Linked DNA regions of Homo sapiens: regions 1 and 3 are each linked to region 2. Evidence: chromatin loops called from intact Hi-C (ENCODE). Cell type or tissue: HepG2. All regions are shown on one strand.

What was found. A loop is a pair of places that touch in the nucleus more often than their neighbours do. Peaks named below come from ENCODE experiments on the same cell type or tissue, not always from the same donor. Only the 100,000 strongest peaks of a DNase experiment are listed, where the experiment ranks them.
Region 1: a loop joins it to region 2, with 5 times the contacts of the local background. A loop is called at or near these places in 3 of 110 quality-filtered maps.
Region 3: a loop joins it to region 2, with 3 times the contacts of the local background. A loop is called at or near these places in 5 of 110 quality-filtered maps.

The regions. Positions count from the first base shown.
Region 1 is chr10:112,738,801-112,741,300 of GRCh38, forward strand. All of the region lies in intron 7 of VTI1A (vesicle transport through interaction with t-SNAREs 1A), which reads left to right. Among named protein-coding and RNA genes, the nearest start is that of MIR4295, 110 kb to the left of the region's middle. In HepG2, no CTCF peak of the experiment used is centred here; DNase peaks (open chromatin) are centred at 281, 981 and 1,361.
Region 2 is chr10:112,564,342-112,566,841 of GRCh38, forward strand. The region is part of intron 5 of VTI1A (vesicle transport through interaction with t-SNAREs 1A); the gene reads left to right. Among named protein-coding and RNA genes, the nearest start is that of MIR4295, 69 kb to the right of the region's middle. In HepG2, a CTCF peak has its summit at 1,315; DNase peaks (open chromatin) are centred at 210 and 1,320; H3K4me3 peaks cover 407 bases.
Region 3 is chr10:112,716,098-112,718,597 of GRCh38, forward strand. The region is part of intron 7 of VTI1A (vesicle transport through interaction with t-SNAREs 1A); the gene reads left to right. Among named protein-coding and RNA genes, the nearest start is that of MIR4295, 83 kb to the left of the region's middle. In HepG2, no CTCF peak of the experiment used is centred here; a DNase peak (open chromatin) is centred at 1,074.

The DNA of each region.
Region 1 (2,500 bases), 170 kb after region 2:
GTTGTGGGCAGAAAGCCAGTAGGGAAAGCCTTGAGGAGAAAGCCCTCATGGAAGAGAAATGCTTTATCATCTGGTCCCTGAATCTTATGGAATTCAGCAGTGACCTAGCCGCATGATCCCGCAGTGAGGGCTTAACACGTTCCACGGCCTGAACTCGCTCTGAATGGACTCCAGATTCCCAATGATGCATGCAGCCCCTCAGGGTCAGAGGCCATCATGCTGCCAATCAGACAAGGCAGGTGGAATGTTGCACAGCTGCACTCTGGTTGCATTTCCCAACACCTCCCTGTCTCACGATGCTTGCACATTGGCATGCTGTTCCTGCCACCTTGTCATACTTGTGTGTGTGGAGAGCCTGTCCCCAGTGCTGTTTTCTCAGGACAAGCTCAACTTCACTTCCTCCCGCCTTATCGAACCCTTTGTTTCCAAAATTGTTAATCAAGCCACTTGGGGGGTTGAACTCAACTCCTCCCTCCCAATATCCTCCCAGCTCAAAGTAATGAGAAAAACAATTGCCCACAGTGAGGATGTCCATGGTCCCCATTTTCCCCAGTCTATCATGCCTTAGACAGATACTGTTGAATTTTGTCAGTTGCATGTCCCACATGCTAATGGTGGTTATTTGGACATCTCTGCTTCAAGCCCAGCTTAAAAAACCATATGGCCCCAGATTCTTCAATGCCACAGCTATGGTGCTCTTCCATGTTAAGAGACTTAACAGATGAAATATGGTTTTCCGAACCTCTTTTCATTTACCATCAAAATAACAAGCGATGTCTTGTATTTCAACAGAGACATTCTTTTCACTCAGTTACTCTGCAAAGAATGTGCCCTTGTCTCTGCTGTAGATTTTTATTTTATTTGTAAATTGTGCGTGCTGCATGCTACGGAATACTGAAAAGCCATACACCCTGGCTTGTTGGTTGACACATAGTATGTGTGATTACAGATTGTTTGAATAACAGTGGACTATTGAACTGCCATCCAGATGTGTGTGGAGTTAACTGTGGGAATGTCCACAAAGGAGGATTATCTTTCTTGTTGCTGGGGCCAAGGCCCCCAGAAAGTGGAAACATAAGCATGGCAGCTACTCAAATAGAACAGTAGCTACAATTGGCTCTTCAGAAGCAAAATTAATCATTTTTTTTAAATTATGCATTGCAATTAAGACTGGGTTTGTTCTCTAAAAGTAAATCATGCAAAGAAAATGCCAAACAATAACACAAAAATTTGCAGCTTTGAATGCCCTTTGTGAATGGTTTCGTCATTTTGTTTTTAAACGTTTAGAAATTCAGAACATTGTAGATTAAAGATAAGACCTCAACCATTGCAAGCCTCCGAGCCATCATCTTGTAGACTTGATCTGTGTTTCCTGCACTCTCTTCCATTCTTTGTACTGTACAGGATACTGTAAGCATTGATTAGTTGGTGTTCACAAATACTGGCCATGGGAAAACAATGCAGAATTCCCCCTGTGAACACTTTCTTTCTTTCTTTCTTTCTTTTTGAGACAGAGTCTTGCGCTGTCATCCAGGCTGGAGTGCAGTGGTGCAATCTCGGCACACTGCAACCTCCGCCTCCCAGGTTCAAGCAAGTCTCCTGCCTCAGCCTCCTGAGTAGCTGGGACCACAGGCACGTCCCACAACACATGGCTAATTTTTGTAGTAGAGACAGGGGTTTCACCATCTTGGCCAGGGTGGTCTCGAACTCCTGACCTCAAGTGATCTGCCTGCTTTGGCCTCCCAAAGTGCTGGGATTACAGGCGTGTGCCACGATGCCCATCCTTGAACATTTTCTTTAAAAGATATTTGAACCACAGTGAGATACTACTTCCCACCTACTAGAATGGCTAAAATAAAACAGACAGTAACAAGTGCTGACAAGGATATGGAGAAATTGGAATGCTCATGTGCTGCTGGTGAGAATGTAAAATGGGGTCACCACTTTGGAAAACAGTTTGGCAATCACTTAAAATGGTAAACATGGAGTTTACCCTATGATCCAGCATTTCCATTACTAGGTATCTGTATCCAAGACCCATGAAAACCTATGTCCACACAAAAACTTATACATGAATATTTATAACAGCATTATTTATAATAGTCAAAAAGTAGAAGCAACCCAAATGTCCAGCAACTGATGAGTGTATAAATAAAATGTGGTCTATTATTCAGCCATGAACAGGAATGAAGTACTAATCCAACATGGATAAACCTGAAAACATGCTCAGTAAAAGAAGCCAGATACAAGAGACCACATAGTCTATGAATCCATTGTATGGAATGTCTGGAATAACTAATCTATAGAGACAAAAAGTAGATTATTAGTGGTCACAGAGCACTGGAGAGGGGAAATTAAGAGTGACTATTAATGGGCCAGGCACGGTGGCTCACGCCTGTAGTCCCAGCACTTTGGGAAGCTGAGGCAGTCAGATCACTTGAGGTCAGGAGTTCAAGACCAGCCTGGCCAACATGGTGGAACCCCGTCCTACTAAAAATAG
Region 2 (2,500 bases):
AAATAATTTTCCGTGTATTGTGCTTGTCTTCACTGTGAGTTTAGTTTTCTATAGTCAATGTCAAATTGATCAGACTTCTACTGTGTGATTGAAGTACTTCTTTAAAAAAAAAAAAACACTCATATTGTGAAGTTAAAACAGTTAAGTTGTAGTGTCACTGAAACAGTTTTTCTGATTACATTTCGCTTTGCAACAGAGCCTGAGTTTTTGCACTTCTTCCTTGTTTAAACAGCTTAAGTAAATTTACAGGGTTACCCCCCTTTTTTTAAATAATGGAGAAATGGAATGGGTGCAAATTTTGAATATGGTTCTTTTCTCTGTTAGAATTAGCAGCCAACTCTGCATGAGGAGAGAAAAGTTGAGAGTATATAAAAAAGATTTCCCTGTATGATGGCTCCTGGCTTTTTAAAGGAGATACAAAAATAACAATAAAGTTGACTGTGTACAATGGAATGCTGGCTTTCATTGCAGATCTTAAAAAAAATGGTTTTACTGACTTTTGCTCAAACTTTAGTAGTAGCAATGAGTGTTTGCCAATAATTTTTGTTTTCTTTCCTTTTTTAGGAGATGGGCTAGCTTAAAATTTCAAATATACATATACTTACATGTATATTTACCTCATTGAATGCTAATGTTAAAAAAAGTGGTGGGAGCTGATCACCTATGCTGCCGTAAAATGAAACAGCTCCCCCTCTTATATTTGACCAGAGACCCATAGTATTGAAGGAGATTTATGGAAGTGAATGTATTTATCAAGTTCATATATGAGGCAGCAGAACAGGCTTTATTTAGCCTTCCTATCACTTGTACCATAAAACAGTGGGCCTCTGTTTAGTTGGCCTAATACAGTTGTTAAATTGGAATAATTTTTCTGATTTAAAATTTGTAGTGTATTTATTTGTTGTTTTTCAGGGAAAAACTATTTTAAAGAGATTACCAACCACAATGTCATATGTTAACCTGACAGTAACAAATATTGAAAATATTAAATAGTTGGCCACAAAACACCATGCTTCTTTAGGTTTATGAAAGTGAAGGAAACAGAAAATTTTTTTCTGTATTCAAAGGCAATTTAAAATTAATTTTAAAAGACTTATTTATACATTTTATTTATATTTACTTTCAGTTTATTTTAAATCATTTTGCAAATAGCAGGGAAAGTCATGATGCAATAGAAGCTAAATTCTTTCCTGTATACCTCTGATCATTTTTCAAAGCCATATTATATTTTTAAACCCTTATTTACAACTTACACGACTGGCTGTAGTTTGCTCCTCATGCTGTATTATACTTTTCTACACATAGGCTGCGCCATTGAGCCACTAGTTAAAGAAATGTTTCTTGTGCTGCCAGTAGTACATGGAAATGGAAATGTGGAGGACATGGAAATCAAGAGGACGGGCTATCAGTTTTTAAAATGTGTGTTACTATAATTAATATAACAAAAAAGAACATATTTTGATATACGTCACTTTTTAAATCTTTTAAGATATTTTCTAATAATTTTCAATGTAATACTTTCAAAACCTCATTTTTAAAAGTTTTTATTTACTATTTCCCATAGATGTTAGTAAATGTATAATAGAAATTTAAATGTATTAATAGAAAAATATAATTTGTAACTTAAGCATGTGAAGTCATTTTGGTATATTTTGAAGATTATTTAAAATTTATTATAATTTAAAAGATAAACATTAAAACAACTTTAAAGTGTGAAATATAATTAACAAATATGTGCTTGGAAACTTTACATTAAAATCTAGCTATTTAGCATTCTGCATTAGAAATTTGTGAAGTCAAAATTAGTATGTTTTTTTCTAATGAAAGATATGAAACTTCAATGAATCTAAGTAAGAACTGATTTGTTATTATTATTACACACTGCATTTTAATGTTTTATTTCCATTCATATTGAGACTAGCTAACATATAAAAAACTTACAGTGATATTTCTATTGCATTTTTACCTTTTAATTCAATAAAATGTTAAAATAATAGATTTAAAATAACATCAACTGCATTGCATTTAAACATAAGCACTTCTTAACTTTTATACGTTGGAAAATAAATTTTAAGAATAATCAAATACTTTTGTCAAATACATGAAAAAATTTGACTTGTACATTTAAACGTCCTTCTTTGATCTTGCATCTTGCAGATCGGCAGATTCTAGAAACTGCTCTGGGACTATTTCTTTGCGAAAATACTCTGTGTAAATTATTGTTTTGCTGTTTAATAATTAGAGTGATTTATTGGGAAAAGTGAGATATTTCTCTCTACTATAATAATAGTAGAGAAACTTGTGATTGAAAATTTAAGCAGTGATATTGACTATTTACCCCTTAGCAAACGTTATGAAAGTATTTTAGTATTGTTGGCGAATGGGACTCTGCTTGGATTTCCAGCATGTAAGAACTTGCATGCTCCGGGTCATAAATGCTGCTTCATGAATATTCCATCACTCTATATGTGAATCTTTAGGGAAGGGTTTATAGAAAGTA
Region 3 (2,500 bases), 150 kb after region 2:
GATGGATCTGAGGAAGAAGGCATGGAGGATGAGGATCCGAGGTGAGGGAAAGGGCCATGAAAAAATTTCTGACGAAGTGTTCTCCTGGGAGTTTCCAGCACAGAGAGAGATTTCCAGTTGAGATCAGGGAAGAGCAAGGAATATTTGAAATGCATGGAGACACTGTCACCAGTTCATCCTTTGAAGGCAACATGTCTTGGCATGTTCATTTCTATTCTACAAACATTTATGGAACACATGCTGTTGAGACATGGCAGGCCTTAGGTAGTGAAGATAAAATATAAATAATCCATGTCGCTCTCCCAACATGTATACTCTAGTGAGAAGACATAACTAAGCAAATTTTATTATAAATTTGAGTATAACATACCCATATGTGTACACAAGGAGTTCTTAGCTAAGTTGGGGTTCCTGGAGTTGGTGATACCTGGCCTGAGCTTTGAAGAATAAGTGTGTGTTAGCCAATGAAGAGAGAACAGGGACATGGAGGCCTTAAAACAATATGTTGTGCCCAGGAGCTACAGATTGACCATCCCTACTCTGAAAATCCAAAATTCAAAATGCCCCAAAATCCAAGTTTTTGAGCCCCAATATGATGCTCAAAAGGAATACTCACTGGAGCACTTTGGATTTCTGATTTTTGGATTAGAGATATTCAACTGGAGTGTTATTTTGCATATATTCCCAAATCCAAAAAAAATTAAAAACTCAAACACTTCTGGTCCCAAGCATATTGGATAAGGGATACCCAACCCCTACAAACTGTTCCGTTTTACTTGAGGAAAAAAGACAAGGCGGGAGCCAGGGTTTGAGCCAGTGGTACCTTAGAGGGGCTGTAGGTTCCCCACCACCCCAAGAGCCCCTTGCCATGAATGCTGCCAGGGCCACCCCAAGCAAACATAGTTGGAGTAAGAGGACTGTGCTTGCTATGTAAACGCAGCTTCGTAACAAGTGCCGTTGCACCTCTGCTGCCCTAAGCTCCTCTGTATGGAAAATCTAGAGATTCCACCGAAGGGACATTGGCTCAGTGCTGAGAGTTGGAAGCTCTGAGTCATGACTGAGTTGGAAGCTTACATGTTGATTTACAAGGCGTCTTTGCCCATTACATTTATTTACATGTCCAGAGGTCATGGCCTGAAAGGCTTGGCTCCAAATATGATGTGCCCTTTCTATTGTTGATGATGTGACTCTCCATTCAGTTCTCTTTTTCTCTTCTCCTGGTTATCTGTTGCTGAGTAGCAAACCACCCTAGAAATGCAGTGACTTCAGCAGCAGTCTCTCAGGATTTTGGCGGGTTAGGAAAATCAGGGGTTGCTTGGCTGGGTGTTCTGGCTCAGGGTCTCTCATGAGCCTTCTTCAGACAGAGATCAGAGCTGGAACTATGTAGGGGGGACAGGAGCCTGGAGTAGCTCGGGACTGGCTGGGCACCTTTCTCTTTCTGTCATTAGTCAAAAGGCCCTTCCATGTGGTCTCCCTGCATATGCTGGTTTGGGCAATCTTACGGTATGGCAGCCTCAGACTTGGCAGCCCAGGGCACCTAAGGTGAGAGCTACAAAAGCAAGAGGCAGAAGCTGTGTGGCTTTTTCTTACCCAATCTAATAAGTCACACAGTGCCACATTCTGTGCCTCATTCTACTCAGCAAGACAGTCGCAAGGGCCTGCCGAGGTTTAAGGGGATGGGATGTGACACATACCCCACTCTTTGATGCAGGGGTGGCAGGTTGACGAAGACCAGTGGGGCAGGAAATATTGTTGCAACCAGTTTTGGAAAATACAATCTGTCACATCCCCGAAGAACATTTTCATCCACTCACATAATCCTTTAAGTTACCTAAAAATTAATTTACTCATTACGGTGTCGCCCACAACCTTCCTTGCTCCCTTCCCACAGCAAAATCCAAGGCCTCAGTGCACACACACAAACCACAAAACTCCTGTTGTCTGAATGAGAGTCAGTCACTCAAGTGTGTACTGTCCCCATCAAGATGACAACATTTTATAAGGATGTATCCTGTTGCCCCATCTTCTAGGAATTTGCACTTCCATCCATTGTTAAAGCCAAATATTGCTCAGATCTTTCATGGAGAGGCCCCTTTGAATCTAACCCCTGCAAACTAGAGACTCAGGAGTGAATGATTTCAAATCTCTATTTGCTCTGCACCTGGGAGATTGATGGTACTCTCATAACAAGTTTGGTCAATGGCATTTAGTGGAGTACTGAATGCTTCAGGGAGTGAAAAAAGAGAAACTGAAAGAAAGGCCCAGATTTTGGGCTCAAGGAACTTTACAAACTGAAGCATTAGCATGTTCGTGGTAAGAAATCTTCTGATTTAAACAAATGATGTAAATTTTACATTTTTTAGTAAGCACTACTTCAAGTGTGCTATCTTTAATGAAGACTTTAATTCTTGTTTTTACACATATGTAGAAAACAGAAGTTGAGTTCTTCAAACATTTGTTATCAAAAATATAGGATATATAAGCACTGAATTGGAAGATT